Linked DNA regions of Homo sapiens: regions 2 and 3 are each linked to region 1. The links are chromatin loops, found by intact Hi-C in ENCODE. Cell type or tissue: mammary epithelial cell. All regions are shown on one strand. Links, peaks and the distances in the headings refer to the core of each region. The heading gives the core; the rest is flanking DNA. Region 1 overlaps MIR31HG (MIR31 host gene). Region 2 overlaps IFNA14 (interferon alpha 14). Region 3 has its middle 14 kb from the start of IFNA14.

The links. Hi-C counts contacts between places; a loop is a spot of excess contacts. Peaks named below come from ENCODE experiments on the same cell type or tissue, not always from the same donor. Only the 100,000 strongest peaks of a DNase experiment are listed, where the experiment ranks them.
Region 2: it touches region 1 in a loop (13-fold over the local background); 7 of 110 quality-filtered maps call a loop at or near these places.
Region 3: it touches region 1 in a loop (7-fold over the local background); 12 of 110 quality-filtered maps call a loop at or near these places.

Annotation. Positions count from the first base shown.
Region 1 is chr9:21,450,642-21,461,052 of GRCh38, reverse strand. It overlaps MIR31HG (MIR31 host gene), which reads left to right. Exons shown (of 3, transcript NR_152879.1): 3 at 5,109-6,785. It also overlaps the pseudogene IFNWP19. Among named protein-coding and RNA genes, the nearest start is that of IFNA1, 15 kb to the right of the region's middle. In mammary epithelial cell, for the core only: a CTCF peak has its summit at 5,551 (motif pointing right); a DNase peak (open chromatin) is centred at 6,702; H3K27ac peaks cover 1,164 bases.
Region 2 is chr9:21,229,099-21,239,509 of GRCh38, reverse strand. IFNA14 (interferon alpha 14) reads left to right here. Exons shown (of 1, transcript NM_002172.3): 1 at 1-508. The coding sequence ends at 144. It also overlaps the pseudogene IFNWP5. Among named protein-coding and RNA genes, the nearest start is that of IFNA14, 5.7 kb to the left of the region's middle. In mammary epithelial cell, for the core only: a CTCF peak has its summit at 3,588 (motif pointing left); no DNase peak of the experiment used is centred there.
Region 3 is chr9:21,248,355-21,258,765 of GRCh38, reverse strand. No RefSeq gene overlaps it. Among named protein-coding and RNA genes, the nearest start is that of IFNA14, 14 kb to the right of the region's middle. In mammary epithelial cell, for the core only: a CTCF peak has its summit at 5,586 (motif pointing left); no DNase peak of the experiment used is centred there; H3K27me3 peaks cover 343 bases.

The DNA of each region.
Region 1 (10,411 bases), core at 702-8,701:
GATTATTTTAAAAAGAGAGAGAGAAGACTCATAAAACAAAAATAAGAAACACAAGAGGAGACACTACAACTGATGCCACAGAAATAAAAAAAGATCATAAGAGACAACTATGAACACGTATACTCCAACAAATTTTATAACCTAGAAAAAATGGATGAATTCCTAGAAACACCACTTACCAAGACTGAATCACAAAGAAATAAAAAATCACAATAGAACTATAAGGAGACTGAATCAATAATTAAAGCCTCTGAAAAAAGAAAAGCCCAGGACCAAATGGCTTCACTGGAGAATTTTACCAAACATCCAAAAAAGAATTAGCATGATCCTTCTCAAATTCTTCCATAAGATTATAGAGGAGAGAACACTTCCAAACTAATTTTATGAGTCTATATGGAGGCAAAAACCCTCAGCAAAATACTTGCAAACAAAATTCAACAGCGTATTAAAAGGATTATACACCATGGCTACATGGTTCAACATATAGAAATCAATGTAAGAAACTAAATAAACAGAATGAAGGGGGGAAAAGCATGATCACCTCAACTGATGGTGAAAAACCATTTGACAAAATTCAGTGTCCTTTCATGATTTAAAAATAGGATCAATAAACTAGGAATAGAAGGAAATTACCTCAACATGATAAGGGCTATTATATGAAAATCCCTCCATTAACATCATACTCAATAGTGAAAACCTAAAAGGTTTTCCTCTAAGCTCAGGAAAAAGGTAAGGATGCCATTCTCATCACTTCTACTTATCCATAGTATTTGAAGTCCTAGCCAGAGTCATTAGGCAACAAAAACAAATAATAAGCATCCAAATTATAAAGGAGGAAATAAAATGATTTCTGTTGGCAGAGGACATAGTCTTATATGTAAAAAATTCTAAAGATCACACACACACACACACACACACACACAGAGTGATAACTTATAAATGAATAGAGCAAAGTTTCAGGATACAAAATCAACAAACAAAAATCAGTCGTATTTCTATATACTAACAATGAATAATCCTAATAGGAAATTAAGAAAATACTCTCATTTACAATGGCATCAAAAAGCATAAAATATTCAGGAATAAAATTAACCGAGGAGGTGAAAGACATATCCACTGGAAACTATCAAATACTGCTGAAAAAATTAAAGATGACAAAAATAAATGGTAAGACATTTATTTATATCCATCATGTATTGGAAGACTTAACATTGTTAAGATCTTCATGTTCTCCAAAGTGATCTACAGATCTAAGGCAATCCCTATCAAAATCACAGAGGCATTTTAAAAATTTATTTATTTTATTATAATTTAAGTTCTAGGGTACATGTGCACAACGTGCAGGTTTGTTACATATGTATACATGTGCCATGTTGGTTTGCTGCACCCATTAACTCGTCATTTACATTAGGTATTTCTCCTAATGCCATCCCTCCCCCATTCCCCCACCCCACAACAGGCCCTGGTGTGTAATGTACCCCACCCTGTGTCTAAGTGTTCTCACTGGTCAATTTCCACCTATGAGTGAGAACATGCGGTGTTTGGTTTTCTGTCCTTGTGACAGTTTGCTTAGAGTGATGATTTCCAGCTTCATCCATGTCGCTACAAAGGACATGAACTCATTGTTTTTTATGGCTGCATAGTATTCCGTGGTATATATGTGCCACATTTTCTTAATGCAGTCTATCATTGATGGACATTTGGGTTGATTCCAAGTCTTTGCTATTGTGAATAGTGCCGCAATAAACATACATGTGCATGTGTCTTTATAGGAGCATGATTTATAATCCTTTGGGTATATACCCAGTAATGGGATCACTGGGTCAAATGGTATTTCTAGTTCTAGATTCTTGAGGAATTGCCACACTGTCTTCCACAATGGTTGAACTAGTTTAAATTCCCACCAACAGTGTAAAAGCATTCCTATTTCTCCACATCCTCTCCAGCACCTGTTGTTTCCTGACTTTTTAATGATCGCCATTCTAACTGGTGTGAGATGGTATCTCATTGTGGTTTTGATTTGCATTTCTCTGATGGCCAGTGATGATGAGCATTTTTTCATGTGTCTGTTGGCTGCATAAATGTCTTCTTTTGAAAAGTGTCTGTTCATATCCTTTGCCCACTTTTTGATGGGTTTGTTTGATTTTTTCTTGCAAATTTGTTTAAGTTCTTCATAGATTCTGGATATTAGCCCTTTGTCAGATGGGTATATTGCAAAATTTTTCTCCCATTCTGTAGGTTGCCTGTTCACTCTGGTGGTAGTTTCTTTTGCTGTGCAGAAGCTCTTTAGTTTAATTAGATCCCATTTGTCTATTTTGGCTTTTGTTGCCATTGCTTTTGGTGTTTTAGTCATGAAGTCTTTGCCCATGCCTATGTCCTGAATGGTATTGCCTAGGTTTTCTTCTAGGGTTTTTATGGTTTTAGGTCTAACATTTAAGTCTTTAATCCGTCTTGAATTAATTTTTGTATAAGGTGTAAGGAAGGGATCCAGTTTCAGCTTTCTACATAGGGCTAGCCAGTTTTCCCAGAACCATTTATTAAATAAGGAATCCTTTCCCCATTTCTTGCTTTTGTCAGGTTTGTCAAAGATCAGATGGTTGTAGATGTGTGGTGTTATTTCTGAGGCCTCTGTTCTGTTCCATTGGTCTATATCTGTGTTTTGGTACCAGTACCGTGCTGTTTTGGTTACTGTATCTTTGTAGTATAGTTTGAAGTCAGGTAGCGTGATGACTCCAGCTTTGTTCTTTTGGCTTAGGAGTGTCTTGGCAATGCAGGCTCTTTTTTGGTTCCATATGAACTTTAAAGTAGTTTTTTCCAATTCTGTGAAGAAAGTCATTGGTAGCTTGATGGGGATGGCATTGAATCTATAAATTACCTTGGGCAGTATGGCCATTTTCACGATATTGATTCTTCCTACCCACAAGCATGGAATGTTCTTCTATTTGTTTGTGTCCTCTTTTATTTCATTGAACAGTGGTTTGTAGTTCTCCTTGAAGAGGTCCTTCACATCCCTTGTAAGTTGGATTCCTATGTATTTTACTCTCTTTGTAGCAACTGTGAATGGGAGTTCACTCATGATTTGGCTCTCTGTTTGTCTGTTATTGGTGTATAAGAATGCTTGTGATTTTTGCACATTGATTTTGTATCCTGAGACTTTGCTGAAGTTGCTTATCAGCTTAAGGAGATTTTGGGCTGAGACAATAGGGTTTTCTAAATATACAGTCATGTCATCTGCAAACAGGGACAATTCGACTTCCTCTTTTCCTTATTGAATACCCTTTATTTCTTTCTTTTGCCTGATTTCCCTGGCCAGAACTTCCAATACTGTGTTGATAGGAGTGGTGAGAGAGGGCATCCCTGTCTTGTGCCAGTTTTCACAGGGAATGCTTCCAGTTTTTGCCCATTCAGTAAGATATTGGCTGTGGGTTTGTCATAAATAGCTCTTATTATTTTGAGATACGTTCCATCAATAGCTAGTTTATTGAGAGTTTTTCACATGAAAGCCTGTTGAATTTTGTCGAAGGCCTTTTCTGCATTTATTGAGATAATCATGTGGTTTTGTCTTTGGTTCTGTTTATGTGATGGATTACGTTTATTGATTTGCATATGTTGAACCAGCCTTGCATCCCAGGGGTGAAGCCAACTTGATCTTGGTGGATAAGCTTTTTGATGTGCTGCTGGATTCAGTTTGCCAGTATTTTATTGAGGATTTTTGCATCGATGTTCATCAGGGATATTGGTCTAAAATTCTCTTCTTGTTGCGTCTCTGCCAGGCTTTAGTATCAGGATGATGCTGGCCTCATAAAATGAGTTAGGGGGGATTCCCTCTTTTTCTATTGATTGGAATAGTTTCAGAAGGAATGTTCCATTAATTCTGTTCCATTAATTCTACTAAACCATATATTCCATCATTGGTCAAGGTCACCAGTGACTTCTGTTTTCAGATTCACTAGGATAGTTTGGTCTTCCTTCCCTGAAAGTACCACCATCCTTTCCTGATTAGTCTTTCCCTGATTCTTCCCTATTTTGTCTTCTAACTGCACTGGCTATCAGCCTCAGGGCGTTTTGCAGACTCTACTCTTCAGCCCTTCCTTTAACTGCTGAGGGTCTGCAGGATAAAGTTTATGTCCTCATCACATTCTCCCCTCTATTTATGTGACTACATCCATTCCCGTACCCCGATAATCAGACATAAAATAAAGAACCCCAAATTAACACCTTCCCCCATGGCATTCTAGACACATAATTCCCACCTGCCAATAAGACGTGTACTTACATATCTCCCATGCACCTTAGGAAGGATATCTAATATTTTTTCCTTCCAAGCACCATTTATACCTAAAGCTTCTGATGTGAGAACATCACTTTTCTTTACTTCTCTTTGTAGCATTTAACATAATTGAAATAATATAAATATTTGTCCTGTTTTTACGTCTCTTTCCCTCTTAGACTGAGAGAAACTGTGTTTGCTTTATTCACCTGTATTTCTTTAAGAAAACCCCACAGTTTGCCATTTACTCAATTTATACATATAATAGGAATGAAATGAATGAGTTAATACATTTTACCATATTTTCAATTTGGTTTACAAAAAGAGAAAGTAGACATTGTTTTTAGAATAGAAACATTTACAGAGTTTTCTTTGATATGAATTTAATAAAACAAAATGCAAACTTAATATGAAAAAGTGAATGTTTTATAAATTTTAATACGATGTGAAGATGAAAATATAAAATATATAAATATCATAAATACAAGGCATGAAAAAAAAGAAGGAAGATAAATAAACAGCATCAGGGCAGTTATCTCTGAGTTACGGATGCCCCAGGAGCTGAATGTTTTTGACATAAACTTGCTTTATGCTATTAATAAAGTATTTGCTAAAACTAATTCAATAATTTCTGATGAAACAGAAATGAGCTTTTTGAATATCCAAAGTCACATGTACAAGTGTGATATGGCAGATTAGTCAATGAGAATCATTTCATGATGAGCCCAGGTCTTCATCCTTACTTCTCAATCTTTCTTGCAAACTTGTGGATGAAAAGGATCTCATGATTTCCACTCTGACAACTTCCCAGGCACAATCTTTATTTCTTCTCTTTCAGGTAGAGATGGATTCCTGGAAATACCTCCTCAAGGCCAGTGTAGAGCCCTCAATCACCCACTGCCCCCAGCTTCTCCTTCTCCCATCTCCTGCACCAAGCAGGTCTCCAGGTGTTCCAGCTGCTGATGACGTAAAGTGTGGAGTTGGTCCAGGAAGGTCATGTTCCATGCAGCAGAGGAGCGCTTTGTGTGAGAAGTTGAAGACCTGCTGTAACACATCATAGAGGAAAGACATAGCCTGGGCCTTCTGCAACTGGCTGACTTCCACCTTCTCCTGGGGGAATCTGAAGTCACTTCTGTCCTTTAGACACAAGAAGGGAGAGATTCTCCTCATTTGGCCCAAAAGCACCAAGGTGTTCCTGCCTAGCAGGCCATGGTTCTGAGGCAGGTTATATCCTAGAGATCCAGAAGAGCCACAGCTGCACACCTCTAGGGCTGCCAGTAGAGGGAAGAGGAGGGCCATTGAGAAATCAGGATGCTTTTGGCCTGGTTGAGCTGAGGTCTTCATAGAACCTTGGATCCTAGGTTCTATGAAGACATTCTATCTATGCATGGCTTTAATGGAGCACAAATAGTTTTCATTTTTCTGAGCATTTCTCTAAATTTTTAATTCCATTTATTGTTTTCATTTACATGTCTTCTATATCAGCATCCACAACCTTTTGGCCACCAGTTTGGTGGAAGATAATTTTTCCACGAAAAATGGGGTCAGGGAGGGAATGCTTTCAGAGGCATTAGATTCTCATTAGGAGACCACAACCTAGATCCTTCGCATCTGCACTTCACAATAGGGTTCCTGCTCTTTTGAGAATCCAATGCCACTGCTGATCTGACAGGAGGCAGAGCTCAGGCGTTAATGCTTGTTGGTTGGCCTGCTTGCCTCCTGCTGTGCGGCCCTGTTCCTACCAGGCCAGGACCAGTACCCCGGTCCATGGATGGGGGTTGAAAAACCTTGTTCTATATGACCTAAAAGGAGGTCATCACTCTACACTCTTGATTTTTGCAATGGATGTTCAATATTCCCAGTAAACTTAAGATATATCAATCCAAATGAATATTGATCAATCAGATGAGAAACATCTTTGTGCTACTGTTAGAAGTATATACTTTTAGCCCAGATCCTAGCCTCCAGTTTTACCCTCCATTTTGCATAGGAAATCAGGATCCCTGGGCCCTATGGGTTTCTGTATTCAGTTAGGAAATTACCTATCTCTGGAAATTAAACTTTTTAGGACTATCTTTGTTTGATATTTGATTCACAGAAGACGTTGATGGTTATTAGTGAAAGAACTTCTCTGGTGCTTCCCTCCTTCTAGAATATATTCATTCAGGTTCATGTGGTTATGCTTCCCTGGGGGCTCAAGCTTAGATCAATGAACATTGCCTTTTTTGCATTATTTTCTTACTGGAGAAATATAGCACTCCTCAGGCTGCGCCAATACCCCTAAAAGAAATTCTGTTGGTTTGTTTTTTTTTCTTTTTTAAGATGCATATGGGTGTGGAAATTTTAATCTTAAAATAATGTTATTTCCTCAGCAGTGATGATTCACAAGGTATTTATCACATCAAGTCACTCCCTAAATGCAGGCTCACCACATCCTGATGACTTTAGAACTCCTTTTCCAGGGAGGTTCTTGCTTCTTTGTTGCCAAAACAATAAATCCTTTGTGACCTTTGTCCTTGCTCCTAGAATATTTGGGTGAAGGAGTATATGCTGTCAGTGGTGACCTCCTCTTCTTCTGACCCATGCCCTAGGTATCAAAGTCTCAACAGCCCTAGAACGCTGATAACAAAGGTTTGTTTTGTCTAAGTAGGTAAAGGAATTATCCAATTGTAATCATTTTATCTTCAGTAGTTAAATAATTTTTATTTCACCAAGTACAGCTTTTATTCTTTCTTTAACTCTTTTGCTATCTTTAATTCTTTTAAACTATTAACAGTTTTTATGCTTAAAATTTATGAGCTATGCACAGGAGAGTCAAAGATGCTGCTGCCTCTCTTTAGAGGCTCATATTACAGAAACTGGCGACCCTCAGTTGTTCACTAGTTCAGTGTGATCTGTTGAAGTTTCTTACATCTCTGTCTACATGAAACTTTGACGGTGCAGGGCAGTGAGCCCCATGCTATCACATTAAATAGTCATAGCCATCTTTCCTTTACTGATTTGTGATTCTTCATTTTAAATTTAAAGCTCAACAACAAATGAATTTTTAGAACACCTTTTTAACATAGTGGTTTACTGGGCAGTTTGTCTTGCTGCTACCACATTATATTCTAATTCATGATGAAGTAACACAAACAAAGGAAAGTAAAAGAAAGGCAAAAGAGCTACACTGCTTTTCTCTATAATTTCCAAAATTCGTGTTTTTCTTGTTTCTCATTTAAACTTTTGTAGAAAGTACTACTTGACAGTTGTTTGTAGGGAGAAAGAAAACAGAAGCAATTCTGATTGTCATGAAATTGAAATAAGGGGAGTGACTTTCCCCTTACTAACTGCAAAGTGTAAGTTAGCAAACTTCAATGCAGCAAAAATTGGGGACTAGAGAGTTTTCGAAGATCAGCTACTTGACTTTCTTTCACTTAATCCACATGTGATCAGCTCTGGAGAGAAGGCAGAAGTCACACCAACCAACTCCCAAAAGATTGACAACCAGGCTGCAGTTGCTAGAACACCAACAATGCTCTCTGGCAGGGTGTTAGACATTAAGCTTGTCTGAAGACTCTACCTAGTTAATAAATCCACCCAGGCAATGATAAGATAGGCTTGAGGAACCTGGAATTAATAGAAATAGAATTGGATGATCCCAAAAGTTTCTATTTTAATCTGGATGATGATAATAATAATACTAATATTAAAAATGATAACACCAACATTTATTGCATGCCTAATAGGAACCATCCACTGTTTTAAGATTTTCTTTTTTGAGACAGGGTCTTACTGTGTCACCTAGGCTGCAGTACAGTGGTGCGATCACGGTTCACTGCAATCTGACCTTCTGGGCTCAAGCAGTCCTTTTACCTCAGTCTCTTGAGTAACTGGGACCACAAGCATGCACGACCATGCTTGGCTAATTTTTCAAATTTTTTGTAGAGACAGGGTTTCAACATGTGCCCAGCCTGGTCTGGTGCTCCTGGGCTCAAGCGATCATCCTGCCTCAGTGTTCCAAAGTGCTGGGATTACAGGCATCAGCCACCATGCCAGGCTGTTTTAAGATATTTTTAAAATACTAACTCTGTCTTCTCAGTAACACTATTTGGATTACACCCTTTTATACAACTGTTTGGAGAGAAATATAAATCTGGAGGGATGAACTATTCTGACCACACCAATTGTGCAAGGTGAAAACTTTAGGGAGAATCAATATAATGGCTTTTCTGGAAGGGTCCTTTAAAGGAAGTGGGGGATAGATATGAACATAGAAAGTAAAGAAGAGGACATCAAATCAATGGAGCAGGGAGAGTGAGATGACTAGGATTCTGAGATGCATTTTGAATGTCAAATGGTTGCTGTCTATTGCTTTACAGAGCAACAGGGGGTGTAGTGTAAATGAATTGAACTGACTGCCTTAAGTTCAGTGGAAAAGTAGATGAAATACATTCCTTTTTTTTTTTTTTTTTTTTTTTTTTGAGAGAGAGTCTTGCTTTGTCACCCAAACTGGAGTGCAGTGGCGCAATTTCAGCTAACTGCAACCTCCACCTCCTGGGTTCAAGTGATTCTCGTGCCTTAGCCTCTGGAGTAGCTGGGACTATCAGTGCACACCACTATGCCCGGCTAACTTTTGTATTTCTAGTAAAGACAGGGCTTCACCATGTTGGCCAGGCTGGTCTTGAACCCCTGGCCCTAAATGATCCGCCTGCCTCAGCCTCCCAAAGTGCCAGGATTACAGGTGTGAGCCTCTGCACCCAGCCAATGAAATATCTTTTAAGTAGTAAAATGAAGTAGATTTGTCTGCCAATTAAAAAAATAAATCATAACATTTAATTAGTGATTTCTTCAAAAATATACTAAAACAACTCTATTAACCTATCAACTGCAAACTCCTAGAAGCCAATTTATTTTTTACTCTTGAGTTTTCTTGTGTATTTAAGAATAAAGAGAAAACAACTAATAATTTCTGGGACAGCCCAGCCATATGGACTCTGACTTTCTCCTCCTTCAGGACTCACAGGTCAGCCTGCTGCTCTTATTGCCAAGGAGAAGGATATTTCTATCCCCAGCCCATTCAGGACTTAATCTTGTGTACTGATTGTGTCCAGTGAAGAATCTCTTCCCCTCTTTCTCTTTCGGTCCATTGGTTGAGTTGTGAGTGCTGAAAAGATCATTCATATGACCAAGATTGTGATGCTTAGATGTTTATCCCCAGCAAACATGTAAACTATAGAAATCTCAGTTGTCTCCACCAAACATCTAAACTGTATAGCATCTAAGCAGCCTGAGGCTTTCACCAGATGCCCAGTCTTCCAGCCAGCAGCATTGTGAGCCAAATAAACATTTTTTTCTTTATAAATTACTCAGCCTCAGGTACTCCTTGTTAGTGAAAAGGAACCCAGGTTCAGCTGCTCATCTCTCGAAAACCAAACTCAAGAGAAGAGAGATGTTGAGGGGGAAGCAGATTCATTAGGAAAGCCTGCAAACTGAGAAGACGGTAGACTAGTATCTTCAAATACCATCTTAAGGCAGTACAAATTTCAGGCTCTTTTTATGTTAAGGGCAGGCAGAAGAGGAGGGGGGTCAGGATAAATAGGTGACCATCAATAGCAGACAACTGGGCACCAGCACAGGACCAAGGAATTTGAAAAATTCTTTGTTCTTTGTCAGGTCACAATGCTCCTATGAATCTTTAAGGTAACCTAGTTAGTTGTTTACATTCTTCTCCTTTAATCCCAGAGTTAGTTTTAAAAATTACATGATTGCTGTTTTTGCACATTATCTCTGCTCTAAAATCATCCCAACCTACGTGCAAGAATGGGTGTAGGCCCCGTAAACAAAATGGAGTTAGTTATGTTAGGTATTTTGCTGTCTCACTGCTACAATTGCAACACAAAATGAATGCTTTTAAAGGGCTGCTTGCCAAGGAAGATCTGGCTTTAACTACAGATTCAGCCACATTGCTTAGTATGGTTGTCTTTGGCTGTCTATGGTTGGCATTACAATAGATGATATTTTCCAGTCATAGTAATAGAAGGTTTTATCAAAAAATAAATGTTTACAAAGTGAAAATTGTAAGGAACACCTCTTACAACCAAGCAGTTCCAAAACAAACAGAAACAAATATGGTGGGCGCACTGAGCACTTTCATGCATT
Region 2 (10,411 bases), core at 1-8,000, 220 kb after region 1:
GTGAAGAAATACTTCCAAAGAATCACTCTTTATCTGATGGAGAAGAAATACAGCCCTTGTGCCTGGGAGGTTGTCAGAGCAGAAATCATGAGATCCCTCTCTTTTTCAACAAACTTGCAAAAAAGATTAAGGAGGAAGGATTGAAAACTGGTTCATCATGGAAATGATTCTCATTGACTAATACATCATCTCACACTTTCATGAGTTCTTCCATTTCAAAGACTCACTTCTCCTATAACCACCACAAGTTGAATCAAAATTTTCAAATGTTTTCAGGAGTGTAAAGAAGCATCATGTATACCTGTGCAGGCACTAGTCCTTTACAGATGACCATGCTGATGTCTCCTTTCATCTATTTATTTAAATATTTATTTATTTAACTATTTTTATTATTTAAATTATTTTTTATGTAATATCATGTGTACCTTTACATTGTGGTTAATATAACAAATATGTTCTTCATATTTAGCCAATATATTAATTTCCTTTTTCATTAAATTTTTACTATACAAAATTTCTTGTGTTTGGTTATTTTTTAAGATAAAACGTCAAGCCTGACTGTACAACCTGATTTCAAAATAGATGATTTAATCAAGTTACCTATCATAATTTTATTCAAGTTATAGAAAAATACATTTTCTATACCAGGTTATATGTTGCCTTAAGGATGTAAACATGAATATAAAAAATACAGCTCCTGTTCTCTTGTATCTTTGATTTTTGTCAGGAAATAAATCTAAAAACAATAATAATGCTGAATTAATATCAGTTATACAAACTGCTGTATGGTAACGAAGTAAAAAAGCAATGAATTCTTCTTAGCACAAGGTAGATTGAGACATGTCTGGAAAAAAAAGTAGAGATAAACTGACTTTCAAACATGTAATTGAAAATGTACATTGCCAGTCAGATATATGAGTTTGCAGTTTCCAAGGAATACGATATCTGGAAGTTCATAACTGGCAATGGAAAGGCCAAAAATGAAGGCTGTCATGTGGGGAGGAAGTGGAGAGGGAAAAAAGACTTAAACTGGATTCTGAGGACCTTCCACCATTAAAGTGTGGGAACAGAAGAGACACAAAGAAAACAGAGGTGGAATACCTCAATATTAGAAGGAGAAGAGGGAATGATGATAAAAGTGTATTTAGAAAACAAACATGCTTATAAAAAGAATCAATAGACTTATAGAAAATGTGAATTAAAACTGAGCACTACAGGAAGAAAATAGATGGCAATGCAGAGATTACTGAGAGCTGGATTGATAGAATTAATCAGCAGAAGCCATACTGGGGTAGGTAGAAGAATCAATGAGAAAAGAAAAATCAGGATAACACATACAGAAAATTGTGAAAGATCTGCCTTTGCAATGGAGGGAAGTAATAAGTTGGACCCGCCAAAAATGTGGATTATCTTTTATCTGCATAGTGTTTCCTTTTTGAAAATACATGTCAATGAATAAATTTCATAAATGTGATGCACTGATAAATCATATTAATACATTTAATATTTTATATATTTAAAGCATAAAATGTAAAATTATTTACAATAGTAATTGATCATTATTTTGATTAATACTCTGTTAAATGTCAGTAAAAACTGACACATTTCTTTCATAAAATAAAATTGGAAACTGGAAAAGAGAATCTCTTTCTCAATACTTTAGGAATGGGGAAAGGATTCCCTATTTAATAAATGGTGCTGGGAAAACTGGATAGCCATATGCAGAAAACTGAAACTGGACCCTTCCTTACATCTTATACAAAAATTAACTCAAGATGGATATAAGACTTAAATGTAAAACCCAAAACCATAAAAACCCTAGAATAAAACATAGGCAATAGCATTCAGGACATAGGCATGGGCAAAGATTTTATGATGAAATTGCCAAAAGCAACTGCATCTAAAGCTAAAATTGACAAATGGCATCTAATTAAAGAGCTTCTGCACAGCAAACGAAATTATCAGTCATCACAGCGAACAGGCAACCTACAGAACGGGAGAAAATTTTTGCAGTCTATCCAATTGACAGAGGTCTAATATCCAGAATGTAAAAAGAACTTAAACAAATTTAGAAAAAAAAACATCAAAAAGTGGCAAAACATGAACAGACATTTCTCAAAAGGAGACATTTATGTGGCCCATAAAGATGAAAAAAGCTCAACATCACTGATCATTAGAGAAAGGAAAATCAAAACACCAATGAGATACCATCTCATGCCCCTCAGAATGGTGATTATTAAAAAGTCAGGAAACAACAGATGCTGGTGAAGCTGTGGAAAAACAGGAAAGCTTTTACACTGTTGGTGGGAATGTAAATTACTTCAACCATTGTGGAAGACTGTGGTAATTCATCAAGGATCTAGAACCAGAAATAGCATTTGACCCAGCAATCCCATTCCTGAGTAATACCCAAAGAAATATATGTCATTCTATTATGAAAATACATGCACGTGTATGTTTACTGCAGCCCTATTTACAATAGCAAAGACACAAAACCAACCCAAATGCCCATCAATGATAGATGGGATTTTTAAAAATTGTGCTTAAAACCTAGATGACAAGTTGATAGGTGCAGCAAACCACCATGGCACATGTATACCTATGTAACAAATCTACAGGTTCTGCACATGTATTCCAGAACTTAAAGCAAAATCAAAAAAAAAAAAAAGAAAGAAAGAGAGAGAGCAAGTTGGTCAAAATCAGCTGAAAATACAACATGAACCAAGGAAATTCAGAGAGCAGGAGATGGTTGTGTATAAATGAGGAAAAAACGAGATTAATAATTATTAAGCAAATCCCAATTCAAAATTTACACATCAGGTATAAATAACAATAACTTATTTTACATTGAAATTCCATTCTGGTTGCATATATATTTTTTTGGCAGCCTAAAAAAACAGAATTCTATCATGAATTCTAAAGAGGCTGAAAAATTGTCTCACCTCATTTCAAAGTCCTACTTACACTTAGTCAGGAAATGGTGGCTTCTATAAATACCTGACAGAGGAGCAGCATCTAGATTGAAGTGCAGAATACACGTGTTGATGGTTAACTGATTCTGGCACCTGGAACATTTGTTTCCTGGCTCTCAGAATCCCAGAGTACACTCCCATATGAAGTTACTCTCCTAAACTTAAGTAAAATATACATCTTTGCTGGTTCTGAGAGCTGACACACTTTTCCCTTTCCTCCATGCTTTTCTGTATCCCATTTTTTCACTCCCATATCACATTAGTTTCCTTCCTCTTCCTCTAGAAATGCGCACTGTGCTCTCTTCTTCACTCATCATTAGCCTGCACTGCCTCTTCATACAGCTGTTTTCAGTTCTCTTGTGGGTTTTACCCATCACTTTTCCCTTAAGAGCACAAAATCACAAATTAAAGCAGAAGGTCAGTGAAAGTTCTAGGTTTTTCAGAAGCTCTTTTTATAAAATACTCTTTTTCCTTTCTTATGATGAATATTTCTGTAAAACACGGAATGTCGCTGTTGCAATGACATAACAGTAGCTTAGCAAAAAAGGAAATAAAACGCAGGTTCCATTCTACTTTGAGACTATTACAAGATTTACAGGGAAAGAGAGCCACCAACTGGTCAAAGTGCACCAACACAGCAGCCAAGTCTGAGGACAGCAGGCTGTGAATGCAGAAGTAGGCCTCCTGGCAGGATATTTATCTTCATAGCTAAAAAGAGGCTCTTCCCAAGAAAGAACTATCACGGTACTGGAATTAGCCCATTTCCTTAACTTCTGTATCGTGGAGAGAGAAAATACTCCCAGCTTCAGGCATGACATGTCCTCTTGGGGCAATGGACAGCTATGGGGAAAGAGAAAGGGTCTGGATATGTCCCTTTCCTCCAGCCTGCCCAGCCTCCCCGGGACCTCCTAACTTATCCCTTCCTCTATGGATTGTGCTAGACTAGGAATGAGAAGAGCCGGTCAATCTGGGTGTAGAACTTCAAGGGAATTTGATTTGTGATCTCTCTATCAAGATTGTGGAAGCTTTCATAGACTATATCCTGAAATACATTTTCCAAGTTGTTTGTTTTCTCCCTGTCTCTTTAAAGGATGGAAGTGATTCCTAGATTTGGCCTCTTTATACCACCCCCTATTTCTTGGAGGTTTTGTTCATTGCTCTTCATTCTTTTTTCTTTATTTTTGTCTGATTGTCTTATTTCAGAGAGCCAGTCTTCAAGTCCTGAGATTCTGTCCTCAGCTTGGTCTATTCTGCTGTTAATACTTGTGATTGCATTGTGAAATTCTTGTAGTGTGTACATCTACTAGGTCCGTTAGGTTCTTTTTCATACTGGCTATTTGGCTATCAACTCTTCTCTCTTTTGATTGTGATTCTTAGTTTCCTTGGTTTAGGTTTTACTGTTTTCCTGAATCTCAATGGAATTCCTTTCTATCCCTATTCTGAATTATATTTCTGTCATTTTAGCTAACTCATTTTGGTTAAGAACCCTTGTTGGAGAACTAGTGTGATTATTTGGAGGACATAAGATGCTCTGTCCATTTGAGTTACTGTAGTTCTTGCATTGGTTCTTTCTCATCTCTGCATATGGGAGTGTAGCTTGAGTTCAATCAATAAAGAGACTTATTTTCTGGCTGTGTTCACAGGGCTGTAGCTTTGTGCAGGGTCTTTATTTGTAGCTGACATGTCTTTGGTTGAATGAGGGTGTGTTAGTGAGATTTGTTGGTGTTGAAGCTTTGGGCATGACCTAGTAGGTGACTCTTAGGTGCAGTGGTCAGTTGTCAGGCTCTTGCTCAGTCATGGGGCTCACCTACATTTCCTCACGGTTGTACACGTGCTCCATCTCAATGCTTTGAAAGTTTGGGCTCCTCTCCCACTTGAGTGCTGACTGTACCTTGTATCTTGGCACTCCCAGGCTGCCCACAACAGCTCTGGGGTGATCTCAGGGTTAATGTTTTCTCCCCAACTTGGAGCCATCGAAGGAAGGGACCTTAGTAGTTGTTGTAACTGAGGGTCTTTTGCTTGTCTCCGGGGGGCTCCACCACAGAGAAGCAGGTCAGCAGTCACTCAGTGCAATCAGCGTGGGATGGGAGTGTGTCCTGTGGGCCCAAGCCAGGGGTTCCCTGCCTGGTGATGTGAGGGGTGGGTGATTGACCAATGGCAGACAGACTGGCCTCCTCTCTTGGGTTGACGGCAGCTTGTTGGAGGTATGGATAAGGTACTTGAGGTCTCTGCTCCTTCATCAGTTCCAAGGTAGCTGGGGTAGTACCACTGCAGAGGCAGTGGTAGACAGGCTTTCTGTTGCCCCTGGGGTCTCCACCTCCAAGAAATGTGAAGCCATGTTAATGGCAGTGTTTAGCCAGAGGAGTGGGGTGGCTGCACTGCTGGTGTAAGCTTGGGGCTTCACTTTTTGGGTAATAGAAGGTGGCAATCTTACCAGGAGGAGAGACTGTTCTCACCATATGGTAACTGCAGTGTGCTGTAAGTTCATGTGACAGTGGCTTGCTGCAAGCTCGTAAACAAAGAGCTTCAGACTCTTTGTTTCTTCCCCAGACCCAAGGCAGCAGGGATAAAACTGCTGCTGTGGCAGTGGCAGAGGTAGGATGGCTGTGGGAGCCTCTCCCCAGGGAAACTCCAGGCAACTACCAGTGGATATGCTCAGCTATGGGTAGGTTGACTGTTTTGCAGTCATGGGCTGGGGGCCCTGCCTCCTGAAGAATAGGGATGCAGATTCTCAGGGAAGAAAGGCTGGACTCCTCTTTGTATGGTGGCTATGGTGTGCTGGAGGTGAGAGTGTAGTGACTAGGCCCTTTGTTCCTTCCCCAGCCAGAGGGCTGCTGGGGCTGTCCCACTGCAACAGTAGTGGTGGATGGGTTGTGGGTTGACTGTAGGATTTCTTCCTTTGAGAAATGCTGGACTGCCTGATTGAGGAGATGAGGCAGGGGAAGGGTGCCTGTGCTGGAGTCTGGTCAGGTGGATCTGCCCACAGAGGAGAGGTGACAACCAGGAACTGTATGGAGAACAGTATGGTCACTCTTCTGTGAGGCAGTTGCTCTGTTTTGGGGATCTGGACCAGCCACTGTTCCCTACAGACTCTCCAGAGCCTGGAGACAGCAAGGGCAAGAGCTGTGAGAAAGCAAAGATGGCAACCCACCCTTCTCACTGGGAGCTCTGTTCCAGGGAGATGCAGAGCTGTCATTGGCTCAATAGCCCCAACTGGTAGCTGCAGACCCAAGCCTGGCAGACCCACCCAGTGAAGAGAGAGGGGATCACGGACCGACATAACACACAATCTGGCCACTTTTCCATAGGGCTGCTGCAATATGCTGGGGGTCCAATCCAGACCATAGTCACTTCACATTTTTCAGTACCTGAAGATATCAACAGTGAAGGCTATGAAACAGTGAAGATGAGGGCCTGCCCCTCCCCCTGGGAGCTCTGTTCCAGAGAGGTACAACCTGTTGCCTCCTGCAACATACATGCAGGAGGTGGCTGGAGACCCCGGTGGGGATATCTCACCCACTGAGGAGAAACAGTATCAGGGACTCAGGTGAAAAAACAGTCTGGCCACTTTTTGGTAGAGCAGCTGTGCTGTGCTGGGGGTCTGCTACCACCGCCAGCACGAAGAATGGCATTTTCAAGAATGGCTAAGGCTGCTAAACGGCAACAAAGGCTACCTACCCTTCCCTTTGGGAGCGCCATCCCAGGGATATTCGAAACTGCGGTCCACTAGAAAACAGTGGTGGAGGTGACTGGAGACCCCAGTGGGGAGATTCCACCTACAGAAAAGAAACAGGATTTGGGATCGATGTGAATAAGCAATCTGACTGCTTCTCTGTAGAGCTGCTGGGCTGTGCTGGGTGGCTGCTCCAGTCCCTAGCTGCCTTGGACTCCCTAGAACACAAAGGCTCCAATAGCTAAGGCTGTGAAACAGCAAAGATAGCAGCCCACACCCTGCCGGTGGGAGCTCCATGTCAGGGAGGTGTGACGCTGCTACCAGTGTCTGGCTGGATTCCCAAGCCAGTGGGTCTTACCCTGAGACAGGCCATGGAAGGTGGGCCTGCCACTTGTCACTGCCCAGCACCCTGAATGAAACCCCTTTCCTAGGGGTATGTATAGGGGTCTAGCGTCCTGCTTGGCTGGAGTTATAGCTTCTTTTGTGGGGAAGCCTGGGTATCTAAGGCTCCAGGGTACCCATGCATGCCTGAGCAGCTGCTCTGCTGAAACCCTACGTAGCCCTGCATGTCAGACTGAAGGCTCTGGTAGAGTGGGTTCACTAGGAGATCTCCTGATCTGAGGATTGCAAAGATCCGTGAGAGAAGCATGGGTCCCCAGGGCTGCTGACTTACCACTTCCCTGGGAAGGAGAGGCTCCCCTGGCTCTGTGACACTCCTTGGTGGGCAGTCGTCCTGCCTTGCTTTGCTCTGTTCTCCATGGGTCAAGCTGTTGAGTCCCAATGTGTGTACCTGGATGTTTCAGTTGAAGGTGCTGTATTTACTTGCCCCTTCCATTTCTCTCCACGAGAGTGGCACACACTAGCAGCTTCTAGGTGGCCGTCTTGGCCAACCCTGAAAACTATTTGTTTCCAACTATAAGCCATGCATAAAAAGAATGCCTTGAGAGAACCTGGAGTCCAGGGTTCATCCAGACCCCAGCTCAGCTAGGCCAGCAGCACCCTCGTTTCCCAATGGTCCTACTGCTTCTACTGGTGGCCCTGCTGCTTTGCCACTGTGGCCCTGTTGGATCTCTGGGCTTTGACCTGCCTCAGAACCATGGCCTACTTAGCAGGAACACCTTGGCTCTTCTGGGCCAAATGCAGAGAATCTCCACTTTCTTGTGTCTCAAGGACAGAAGAGACTTCAGGTTCCCCCTGGAGATGTGGATGGCAGCCAGTTGCAGAAGGCCCAGGCCCTGTCTGTCCTCCATGAGATGCTTCAGCAGATCTTCAGCGTCTACCCCACAGAGTGCTCCTCTGCTGCCTGGAACATGACCCTCCTGGACCAGCTCCACACTGGATTTCATCTGTAGCTAGGATGCCTGGAGTCTTGCTTAGGGCAGGCAATAGGAGAGGAAGAATCTGTAGGGGTGATTGTGGCCCTACACTGGCCTTGAGGAGGTACTTCCAGGGAATCCATGGGAATCCAGAGAATCTACCTGAAAGAGAAGAAATACAGTGACTGTGCTTGGGAGGTTCTCAGAGTGGAATCATGAAATCCTTCTCTTCATCAACAAACTTGCAAGGACTGAGAAGTAAGGATGAAGACCTGGGGTCTGCTTTAGTCTTTCTTATTTTCTTCCTCTTCCTTACTATGTGTTTATTCCTTCTTTTTCTAGTTCCTTAACTTGTAAAGTTAGTTCATTCGTTTGAGGTCTTTCTTCTTTTTTAATATAAGCTTTTACAGCTTTCATTTTCCCCTCTACCTCTGTTTTCATTGCATCACATATGTTTTGGTATGTTGTGTTTTCATTTTCATCTCTCTCAAGATATTTTCTAAGTTCCCCTCTGGGCATTTTTTTTTTACTATACTTTAAGTTCCAGGGTAAATGTGCTCAACGTGCAAGTATGTGCCATGTTGGTTTGCTGTACCCATTAACTTGTCATTTACATAAGGTATTTCTCCTCTTACATGTTTATCACTTTTAGACCTACATTTGTTTTCTTTTTGTGCCCATAAATTAAGATGAAAAATCAGACCACTTTTACCTTGTAGGAAAAGTGAAGTGAGAAATATAAATATATTTGCTGTTGTGAATGCCACATAGAACGCCACATAGAATCATTGTATAGTCCATTTAAAAATTATATTTGTATTCTTTCATTGACACTAACGTGAATGTGAAAATGAAAGAAATCAAAGTATAGAAAAACCAATTTTCACGGTAGAATACAACATAAAAAATGAATATGCAAAAATTCCCAATACAATCTCAAGTGAACAAAGAAAAAATACTCTCTCCCCCAGTGTTTCAAAGACTAAGAATAATAACTCGGGCAAAATTGCCCTGTATTCTCAGGGTCTAATAAAAGGATGAGCCCAAAATTCAATAAAAATGTGTTGACTGGATCAACTACTAAATCAATGTACAAAATATACATTCCTGAAATGAAGGCTCCTCTAGTATGGAAACCCCTGTGCACATTTCGTAATGTAGAATATTTTAATTGTTCAATGATATAAAGAATTTAAGTGAATCATTTAAAATAATGAATAATAAAATGTGTTTGGTTATTTTCTAAAATTGATCCATTTCATAATTTCTACCTCATATAAACCAGCTCATTTTCTACCAGTGTCATCTAAAGATTATCACGAGATTTGAATCTGAAATTTATAAATGATGGAAAAATGATGTCACAAGTCTTTACAATTCACATACACATTCTTGGGATTTGATCCAGGGAAGGAAAGCTGTAGGATTATTTGGGGGAGAGAGGCTATTATTCCATACTTTTGGGAATAGTAAATTGTCTGATTCCTATAAACTGTGTGAATTGGAGAGTTTGAATTTAGATATGTGACTCTGTATTTGACACCAGGCTACTTATTTTCTATTATCACAAAGTAGAGGACAGATTAGAGATGAAGTCATAAATAGTTAATATAGTGCTAGGCAAAGGATGATATTATGCTGCTCTTGCAACTTGAATCCCCAGATCTACATGCACTTTAAAAAAACTGGAATCCCAGTGGTTTTAGCAGTAAACTAAATGGGCATTATTGACTCTCAGTAAAAGCTGAATGGAAATTTTTGTCATTATCTATTATAATCCCAGCAAATATGTGCATGAGGAAGCAAAATGGCTTCATTCTTGAACCCTTTCCAGTAGAAGAAAAAATGAGAAACTAGTAAAAACTCCACTTACTAAATAGCTGATTTGCTAAAGCAGACTTCATTCCATTTAAGGGTTCAGTATCTATAGGGCCTACTTATGCAAAAAAAAAAAAAAAAGTAGAGCCAGAGTTCAGGACCACTCTGAAAGTTAATTCTTTGCATAATAATATTCAATATTTATAAATTTATGAATTTAGAACAAAGATGGTCTTTTTTATTTGATAAGAATTGACTTGGATAGGAACTTCTGAAAATCTTTAGGGAATATGAACTTCAATGAAAAATGCCAAAAATGATTTAACTTATAATATTTCCTAAGTCACATATGTTTATTGGAATGATACTTCTTCGAAGAGTACAAAAATTAGTTCTTGTAGTTTATGTAAACAAATCTGACATATTACAATAGTTTGTGACTCTCCAACAACTCTATCCAACAAAATTTCATTGCTTAATATACATCTTTCTCATTGGATTTTCTTGTGTACGATATGAGAAGCACTGGTATTGAGTTCATGAAGGTAAACAAAATATTTGTAAGATCAGTGTTACAAACCTATGGCAAATAGATGACTGTGATTGAAGGACTTTTTGTCCATTTTTTGCTG
Region 3 (10,411 bases), core at 770-8,769, 200 kb after region 1:
AATTAACTCCCACTGGGTCCCTTCCACAACATGTGGGGATTATGGGAACTACAATTCGAGATGATATTTTAGTGGGGACACAGCCAAATCTTATCAGCTGGTAAGTAAGTAATTCTAATTATATATGAGGTTTTGAGCCTAGGATACCAGACAGAAATGCAGATAAGGTCTGACTCCAGTATAGCTAGGGTGCATGGCTAACTCTGTCACCAGGCCTTACCTAGCTTTAAAGCAGACAAGTAGTTGTATAGTTAAGAATCATAGTAACAGTTAATTAGCAGGCCTATTAACCTTTAAATTGTACAAGATTTCTTTCATAAATTTCCTTTCACTAATCTTTTCACAACGTGGGCCACTTATGACATACTTGGACTTTCTGACTTGTCCTAAATATCTTTCTTTTTAAACAACCAGTTATTTTACTTTGGGACAAGAATTTACCAAACAAAATTCTTTCTCATACAAAATCCATTTTCTTTATAACCTTCCTTCCCAGAAATACCTCTTTACCTTTATAACCTTTGAATCAGACAAGTCATTTTCCTTCTATTAGAAAGTTAAGGATTTTACTGCATGTTGCTGTGCCAGTTCTGTGAAGGGGGAGTAAATGAGGAGGTTATTTACATACTGTAGAAGTTATCTCCACTCAAGAGATTGTTCAGTTCAATTTTTGCTAGGGCTCGTCAACCTAAGTGTGGGCTATTCTAAACCCTGAGGTAAGACGGTCCAGGTTGAAGTTAATTTGTTCATGTTTTAGGTAGCTTTCCTGGAAGAAATAGTGCTATTAGAAGGAAAGATGAATTCAAAAGTTGTGTAAATACTAAGTAGGCATCCAACTTGAAAGTATATTTTTCCCCAAAGAGGTGCGAATCTTTTCTTTTGGATGAAGGAGGTGCCATTTTTTCCCATTACTCAGTAGCATTTGGAGGAGAGTTGCTCAGAGAAGGATATTAGCACAGAGTAGGCAGCTCTTGAACCCAAAAGGGAAATGTACAATGTTACTTTCTGCCTCCAGAGTTGCCCTTGGCTTTGTTCTGTTGATGATGCTTTCTGATTTGGAAGCCAGTCATAGCAGAGAGCCCCTTTGGCTCAAGGCCATCAAAGGTTGGGATCCCTTCCTCGGACCCTTCAGCCCTTGGGGCAGTCTCATTCCAGTGGCCAAGCTTGTGGCAGAGAGGGCAAGCTGCACATGGCTTTTTCCCATTTATCCCACCGGGGCAGTTTGTCTTCTAGTGGCCTGGATTGCCACACCAGTGGCAGTTACGTGAAGGAATGTCCTTAGGGCAACCTGGAGGGAGTTGGAGAGCTCCAGCCTCTATTGCAGAGCAGCCAATAGTTCAGCCTGCCTTTTCCCCCTGCATTTCTCTTTTTCCTTAGGCTTGTCTTCCTTGTCCTGATCTCAGTTATAAAAGACTGAGGAGGCTAATTTGAGGATCTCCTGCACAGAGGCACTGGGTTCCAAGGCTGACTTTTGTAATTTTCTCTGAGTTCATTTTTAGCCAAACAGTATTACAGTGGAAAACTAGGATTTTGGTTTCAAAGTTTCAGGGAATTAAACTTTTTCCAGTTCTTAAGGATGCATCCTAAGGGTGTGTTCTGTGGTATGGAGATGTGATTACCCATTTGCAGAGAGAGAACAGAGGAGAAAAAAAGGAAAAAGGAACAAGAAGTTGTCCCCTATTACTTTCCTATTATACTGAATGGGGTGTCCCCCATTTGTCCTTAGGGTTCTGGAATAAACTGGTCTTACTGTGTGCCCTTAACCCTGGTCCCATCTCATTACAATGACCCACTTGAGAACAGAGGAGATACCAGAGTGAAGAGAGGACCCTCCCCTGTTCATCCTTGGGGTTCCAGAATAAACCAGTCTTACCATGTACCCCTAACCTTGCCTTCATCTCTGTTCTGATGGTAATCTATTAGCCTGCGGCAAACCTTTATCTCTGTCCTATGGGTCTCTTGTGCCTGGGCTCTTGGGCTGACCTATCCTTGTCTCCATGATGTTATAGTAACTTTTGCTCAGAGCATTTTATCAACAAAATGATTATTTCTTTTCTCAGATTCCCATTTCTCATGTTCAAGTAGACAAGAAGCCTGCTTTTCAGCTAACTGCCACAAGGGAGCTAGACTTCCCCCACCCTTCAAATAAGACCATAAAGGTCTTGAAGCATACTGAGAAGGGTGTGAAAGTGATTTGAGAAATGGAGGCTACAGGAAGAAATAGGAGGAAGAAAGAGGAACACTCATGGAAAGCCTTCGTATGTTCCCCAAACCAAAAGCCCTTGGATTCAAGAGGGCAATGTCTATTTGCCCTCTTGACATAAAGTAGTAACCTCTAGAAGAGTTGGAGCTTGGGGTAAGAACTCACAAATGACAAAGAAAGACTATCTCCTCCTCCCAAAGGGGTGCTAACTCAGAAAAAGCAAGTGGGGCCACAGAGTGAGGCCTTATGCAGGTGGACAGATTGCTTCAAGGGCCACTGGAAAACTTGTCCCTGGGGCATAACAGGAACAAAAACATATGGTAAGTCATAAGTAGCCGACAGAGCCAGAGTTCCAATTAGTGTCTGTCCCAGCAATGTGCCAGCAGACAGGGGAAGGGTTGGAGGTCATCTGAGCTGGTAGGGTAAAAACAAACATAAATCTCAGAGGATATCCACAAGGTAGCCCATGTTTTTGCTCCCACGCAAATGCAGCAAGAGCCACAGGTGCCCAAATAACAAGGAGTGTGTGTTTAAGAAGTTATGTGGCATGCAAAGTGAAAGCAAAAAGTCAGACTTCCCCCAAGGCAGATGGTCAGAGATATGCAAGGTCATTTCAGAATATACACAGAGAAAACAGGAGAATAGGCAATTAAGGTTTGGGGGAAAGAGCTGATTTTAGGTGAAAAAGCAGAGGAAACCCCAGACATTGCATGGTCTCAGGATTTCACCATACCACTCTCATAAGCCTCCTGTCCAGGAAGATGTTTAGTGTCTCAGGTCTACTTGGTGTGAACCCCAAGGTCCTTCACACCCCTGCGAGCCACCCATCAGGTTGAGCTGAGAGATCAGCTGGAGGAACAGAGGAACAGCCACTTGCGGCTGAGAAAAGTAATTCTAGGGGTTGGTTAGTGAGCATTAGAGCAAAAAGGGAGAAGAGAACCATGTACTGGGGTTTAACACCTCCAGCCAAAGAAGGTGAGCCATCGCAGTATCTTACAACTGGGGAACATATCTGAATCACGCAGCAACAAATTATGTTATTAGCAGAATGTATCCAAGTCACGGCACCAAAGTATGTTACCAGCAGCAAATCCACATGAGTCTGTAGCAACCTCAATTCTTGCCTCCTCAGAATAAACAATTCAACTGAGGGGCACACGGCAGAATGAGAGACTGAGGCAAGTTTTAGAGCAGGAGTAAAAGTTTATTTAAAAGCTCTAAAGCAGGAATGAAAGGAAATAAAGTACACTTAGAAGAGGGCCGAGAAGGTGACTTGAGAGATCAAGTGCATGCCTCAGACCCATGGACTGGTTATCTGGAAGCCCTGATGCTTCCATTTTTTCCCTTGCCCAAACTTTCTGGAAGGAAGAAAGGTTAATTTTTGAACTGAAGGAGTTATTTTATTCTTTACTCCTGTGTCACAGCCCTGAGTAGACTATTATCCAATATCTGTAAATTGGTACTTTATACATTTTTTGACAGTTCTGTACTTGTTAAAGGCAGTAGGACATGGTCCAGCCTTCTTAATGCATCATACCTGAAACCTGTACTGTGTTAATTTTCTTTTTATAACCAAATCTTAAGTCAATCCTGTATTCCATCAAGATTTTACTTTCTTATATGAGAGTTTATATTGATATCTACCTAGATTGCCTGATTATCACCCTATAAACATTTTATTGAAAATTGATACAAACTTTCTCCTAAATCCTATTACCATGATAGTAAAATAATTTCAGATATTATATATTTTAACAATCTGGTTGCCTAATCTTACCCTTTGTCAAATTGCTTTCACTGTTATTATAAAACACTCCTCCATTTCTGGTAGAGATAGAAATGCCAAGAGTTATTCCTCTCCACTGTGTCCTTTAATCCTGATTAAATTATAGGTATGGTGTTATTAAACTACAGGTATGGTGATATTAAACTATAGGTATGGTGACATTAGATTAAACTATAGGTATGGTGATATTTCATAAAAATTATAAACTCTTAGGGAGTAATAAATAATCAATTTGTAACGAATATAACAGTCTTGGAATCTCCATAAGATAGAAAAGTGAAACTAGATCAGAACATTTCTCATCCCCAATATCTGAAGTACGGAGCAAACTTGGATGGAAATCAGTCAAAAATAATACTAAAATAGCAGCTATGACTAAAAAACAGAAAGCAAAATAGTGTGCAATTTTTTGATTAATTTGTATCTGAATTTCAAAATATAAAACTTAAGTAATTACTTGTAACATGGAATTTAAGATTCTGCATTGAATCTATATTTTGCCAGGACATGTCTGTGATCCTGGGTAACTTACTTAACTCCTCTGAGCCTCAAATTTTAAAGATGTAAAGTAAGGTAGAAAGATTTCTAGAGGAGTTGTGAATATCAAACAAACTAAAACATGTAAAAGAACTTAACAGATTATCTTCCACTGAGTCACGGCTTAACAGATGATGGATATTTCCTCATTCATTCATATAGATCTATCTGAGAATAGTCAACTCTCCCATCCCTCTCTATAACTGATTGGAAAATGCTGAGAGCCTAAAAAGAGAATTGAAGACAGTCTTAGAGAAGTATGAATATTAGATACACTTGACATTAAAGATAAGTCTGACTGATTTTTTATTCAATAAGAATGTGACAGCTTGTAAATATCTGATAAAGGAATTAGTCTCGTAGACTAATGTATTATAAATATATCTGTAAATTGGTACTCTATACATTTTTTGGCAGTTCTTGATAATGGTAGTGGGAAATGTAGCCTGATGTGTGTATGTGTATATATATATATATATATATATATATATAGTCTCCTCCTAGACTAACTATATATAAGTCTGGGAGATTGAATATCAGTCTAAGAGACTGATACTTGTTTCAGATACTATATATTATATAATATATAAATAGCATGGGCTTTATAGCTATCTATATTTATAGCATTCTTTGCTGATTCTGATGCCTGCCACACTCTCCCTTCCTCTCTGCTTACAGGATTCAATTCTTTCACTCCCATCTCACAATAGCTTCCTCCCTCTCCAGTGTAGAAATCCCAGCGTGCTGTCCTCATTCACTCACCAGCAACCCGCACTGCCACTCGTACAGCTGCTTCCTGTTCCCTTGTGGTTTTTGGCTGTCAGTTTTCCCCTAAGAGCACAAAGTCATCAAATAAAAGCAAAAGTTAAGTGAGAGTTCTAGGTTTTTCATAAACATCCATATCAGAGGTCTTTTTTTTTCCCTCCTGGTGAAAAATTTTGGAAATGAATGAATACTTTTGTTAAAATGATGTAACTTTCTCTAAAGAAAAAGGAAATGTCAAGATTTATTCTACTCTGGAGGCTGTTCAGTTATTTACAGAGGATGACAGCCACCTACTGGCCATGATGACAAAGACATACACCAACTCTGTGGAGAGTCAGCTTTTCTTTTCTATAAAGAATTCTGTCCCTTTGCAGAATTTTCTTCATAGGTAAAAAGGACTCTTTCTCAGAAAGAGCTGAACCTTATATTGGAAGAAGCCCATTTCCTTCATTTTTTTTATCATAGAGAAGGAAAGTACTCCCAGCTTCAAGCAGGACATGTCCTTTGGGCAGTGGACAGCTATGTAGAGAGAGAAAGGGTAAGAATGTGTCCCTTGACTTCAGCCCCCTGACTCATCCCTCCTTTATGTATTGAGCTGCACTAGGATTCAGTACAGCCTGCCAATGTGGGTGTAGAACTGTAATGGACATCCATTAAAATCTCCTGTTTGAAGGTACATTAGCTCTTTCTTAATAGTAAGTTGCTAATTTTACAAATTCATTCCTTAGATCATGTCACTTACATTCATAATAAGGAGAACATTCTCTGTTATTTTCAATAATGACTCAACTTGCATCCCTTCTATTTTCACTCAGTAGTAAGAGAGAGAACAGAGATCTGTAAAGGGATCAGAAGATACAATTCTTGCCAAATGATACCCAGTAGAAGTATCAATTTGGGTAGAATTGGGGAAACATTAAAGTGATCTGTGAAATGGTGTATTTGAAGAAGTTAACCAGGAAGCATGTGTGAATTGCTAGGTTAGTAGGAAGAGGCTTCAACTTAGGACAGATTTCTCAATTCTTTGCTCAAGTTACAGACCCAACCTTTATATGGCTCTTTTGAAATGGAAGAGGAGAGAAATTGGGAAATTCAAAGTTATATTTTACAATATATTTGTTCTTTGCCTCTCTTTCATTAGCTACTGAGTGTGGGGGGCCCAGTTTAGGATCAGAAAGAAAACATTAACACTTTTGAATATACCTGGTTCTCTCTCCTCTGTCTCTTTGATGGTTTAACACCTTTCATATATTAAAAACCCTTTTATTCCTGACTACTTTTAAGCTTCTTATTTCTTTAATGTTATTTTTGTTTTTTGTTGCTTATCATTTCAGTGGGCAAAAATTGTATGATGTGGCTGCATATTGTCACCTTATCCTGAAAAATGTCTGTAACTATATCCTGAACATATCGAGAAGTTAATTTTTTATATATTCTAAAGTATTGGAGACCCAATGAAAGGAAGTGGCAGAGCTGGCAGAGAGGAGCCCTATTATAGCCTGCCTCATACAAGTCCCTGGACAGTTCCTCTGGTGAGGAACACATGGAAGCTTAGTCCCTGCCCTGACTCCATTGGAACAGATACAAGAGATCATGATACAGTACCACCTGGAGACAACGGGGCTTTGTGAGCTCACGAGGCCAAAGAATGTAACCACCCCTAGATTTCCCTTACCTGGCAAGCTCAGCACTGCAGAGGTCAAGGATGTTTTGCTGGGAACAGAAACACAGTAAATAGAGAGAGTCCTGCCCACAACACTACACCCAATGAGCGGGTAAAGAATACAGGAGCTCATTTGTGCCTCTTTTTAGGGACTTCCAACATTCTGATTCCGCTAGGAAGAGACTCCACCAGGCTCAGGACTCTCATTTGTTGAAAAAAGCAAAGCCCACATTATGAAACATGAAGACAGAGCCAGCAGCAGCTTTAGAATTTGGAAGGAGGAGAGAAGACTGGAAGGTCCTCAGAAAATGGAGTAGCAATGGAAGCACTGAGTCAACTGTTCAGAATATTCAAATCAGAGGGAGAGAAGATTGAAGTGGATGCTGAGAGCATACAGTGCTCCCGTGGAGACATGGCCAACACTGTCCCCTGCATGGGTGACACTGATACTACAGCAGCCTGTAGAGTATTGGAAGGGACAGGGTTACTTCAGTGTCAGCTGCAAACTCCTGTTTCCTCCCTAGTACCCATCAAGTTCTCACACTACAGGCAAACTTATTTATGGGGCCAATGCAATTCAAGGCATCTCTTAAATTCTAGTCATAATGCAGCCTCCTTAAAGGCAGTAAAAAATGAAACAATGCCTGAACAGAAGGGACACAGCAGGTATTTGAGTACATTTCAATTGGGCCAGAGACTTCCCAGCAGGACAGATATCAATAATGCATGTATTGAAGAATCACAACTTCTTCTCTTTTTTTTGTATTCTTTTGTTTGTTTTTTGTTTGTTTGTTTGAGATGGAGTCTTGCTCTGTCACCAGGCTGGAGTGCAGTCGTGCGATCTCAGCTCACTGCAATCTCCTCCTCCCAGGTTCAAGCGATTCTCCTGCCTCAGCCTCCCGAGTAAGTGGGATTACAAGCATGCACCACCACACCCAGCTAATTTTTGTATTTTTAGTAGAGACAGGGTTTCACCATATTGGCCATGAAGATCTTGATCTCCTGACCTCGTGATCCACCTGCCTCGGCCTCCCAAAGTGCTGGAATTACAGGCGTGAGGCACTGCACCTGGCTGAAGAATCACAGCTTCTAAAGGCAGCAAAGATCTTTGCCGAATTGTATTTATTTAACTTCATTAATTGAAAAGAGGCATTGGTGGGTCAGTTCTCTTTCTTCTTTTTTCTTTTTTCTTTTTTCCAGTCAGTGTATTCTATACTCAATAGGCACATTCAAAGTTAGGATTTGTACACTTTCTGAGGATTCAAGTCCAAAAGACAAGCAAAGATCATCCTTTATTTCTGATAAAAAATACTAATGCTTTTATCACTTTGTCAATTACTGCTGATTTTAATGCTATATTTATTTCATTGCTAAGTTGTATTTCATGGCTTTTAATTGGATCAGGCTAGAAATTAAATAAAATCAACCATGTTGGGCAGCTGAACTAAGTTTGGAGTTACAGCCAGACTGTCTTTGGTAATCACCTCTTCAAAAGCCCTCACTTCTTCTGTATAGGAACTGCATAATATTCTTCCATCTGACAAAACGTTTTTTCAGCACTCAAAACTCAACCACTTGTTGGAAAGACAGAGGATAAGAGATTCTTCACAAGACTCTATCAGTACACAAGATGAAGTTCAGTCTGGGCTGGAGGTAAGAAACAGTGCTGTCACCTTTAGGAATGAGAACAGTAGGCTAGCCTGAAGAAGCTCTCCTGTAGATTTAGTGAGGTCCTGAAGGAGATAAGACAGATCCCATAAGGCTCCACTAGCAGCAAACCGAAAATTGTTAGGTGCTTTTTGTTTATTCTTAAACTCACAAAAAATCTCGAGAATTAAAAATAAATAGGCTTTCAATTGGTAAGTTAATAGTTATTTTCCTGTATTTCTTTGATGAAACTACACATTAAACCTTAGACTTTGTCTTTCAATTGGGAGAAAAAAATCCTTGCTTATAGCTATTTAAACAATATTTTGCCTACCTAGAATATAAAGCCAATCAGTTAAATTCACGTATAAAACACCACTGTTGCTCCTGTACATTGGTCCCATATCTATTCTTCACTTATGTAACATGCCCTTTCATACAAACCAATTAGCTCAACTCTCCATAAGGTTTTGACCTTGGATCATTGGTATGTTCAGAATAGTTCATCCTTCCAGATTGTTATTCCTCTCCAAAGAGTTATATAAGGAGCATAATACAAATAGGTTTGTTGAAAGTATTGAACTTTTTTTGTTTTTTTTATATTTGAATTGATAAATAACAATAGTATATATTCATGGAATACACGGTGAGATTTCCATATTCATAATGTGAAATAATTAGATTTTGTTAATTGGCTTATTCATGATCTCAAACATTTATTATTTCTTTGTGAAGGGAACAGTCACTGTCCTCCTTCTAGCTATTAACAACTATATAATATATTATTGTTAACTATATCCTACAATGGTATATAAAACTAGACCTTAACCTCCTACATAGCTATAATTTAGTATCTTTTAATAAATCTCTCCAATTCGTCTCTTCCTCCAACCCTTCCTACCCTCAAGTATCCTCTGTTCTACTTTTTACTTTTATGAGATCAATTTTTATTTTAGCTTCCAGATATGAGTGAAAACATGCAGTATTTAACTTTCTGTTTCTGGCTTATTTCTCTTAGCATAATATTCTCCAGTTCCATCCATGTTGCCACGAGTGATAGGATTTTATTTTTTTTATGGCTGAATAGTATGTCATTGTGTATGTATACGTATACCACATTTTGTTTATCCAGTCATCTGTTGTTGGAGAACTCAGCTGATTCCGTATCTTGGCTATCGTGAATAATGTTACAATAAATACGGGGGTGCAGATGTCTCTTAGATATAATAATTCTCTTTCCTTTGGATAAATGGCCAGTACTGGGATTGCTGGATCATATGGTTGTTCTATTTCTCGCTTTTTGAGAAACCTCCATACTGTTCTCCACATTGGCTGAGGTAGTTTAGAGTTCTCTTTTCTCTATATCCACACCAGCATTTTTAACATTGTCTTTTGAATAATGGGCATTCTAACTAAGATGCAATGATAACTCAGTGTGGTTTTGATTTCCATTTCCCTGATGACAGTGATGTTGAGCAGTTTTTCATATATTTGTTGGCCATATCTATATCTATTTTTGAGAAATGTCTGTTCAGATCATTTGCCCATTTTCTAATCACATTATTATTACTTTTTTGCTCTTGAGTTGTTTGAGTTCCTTGCATATTCTGTATACTAATTCCCTGTTGGTTGAGTAGTTTCAAAATATTTTCTCCCATTCTATAGATTGTTTTCACTCTATTATTTCTTTTGTTGTTAAAAAATTTAGTTTGATATAATCCAATTTGTTTATTTTTGTTTTTGTTGCAGTTTGTTTATTTTTGTTTTTGTTGTGACTTGTTTAGTTTTGTATTTGTTTCCTGTACTATTG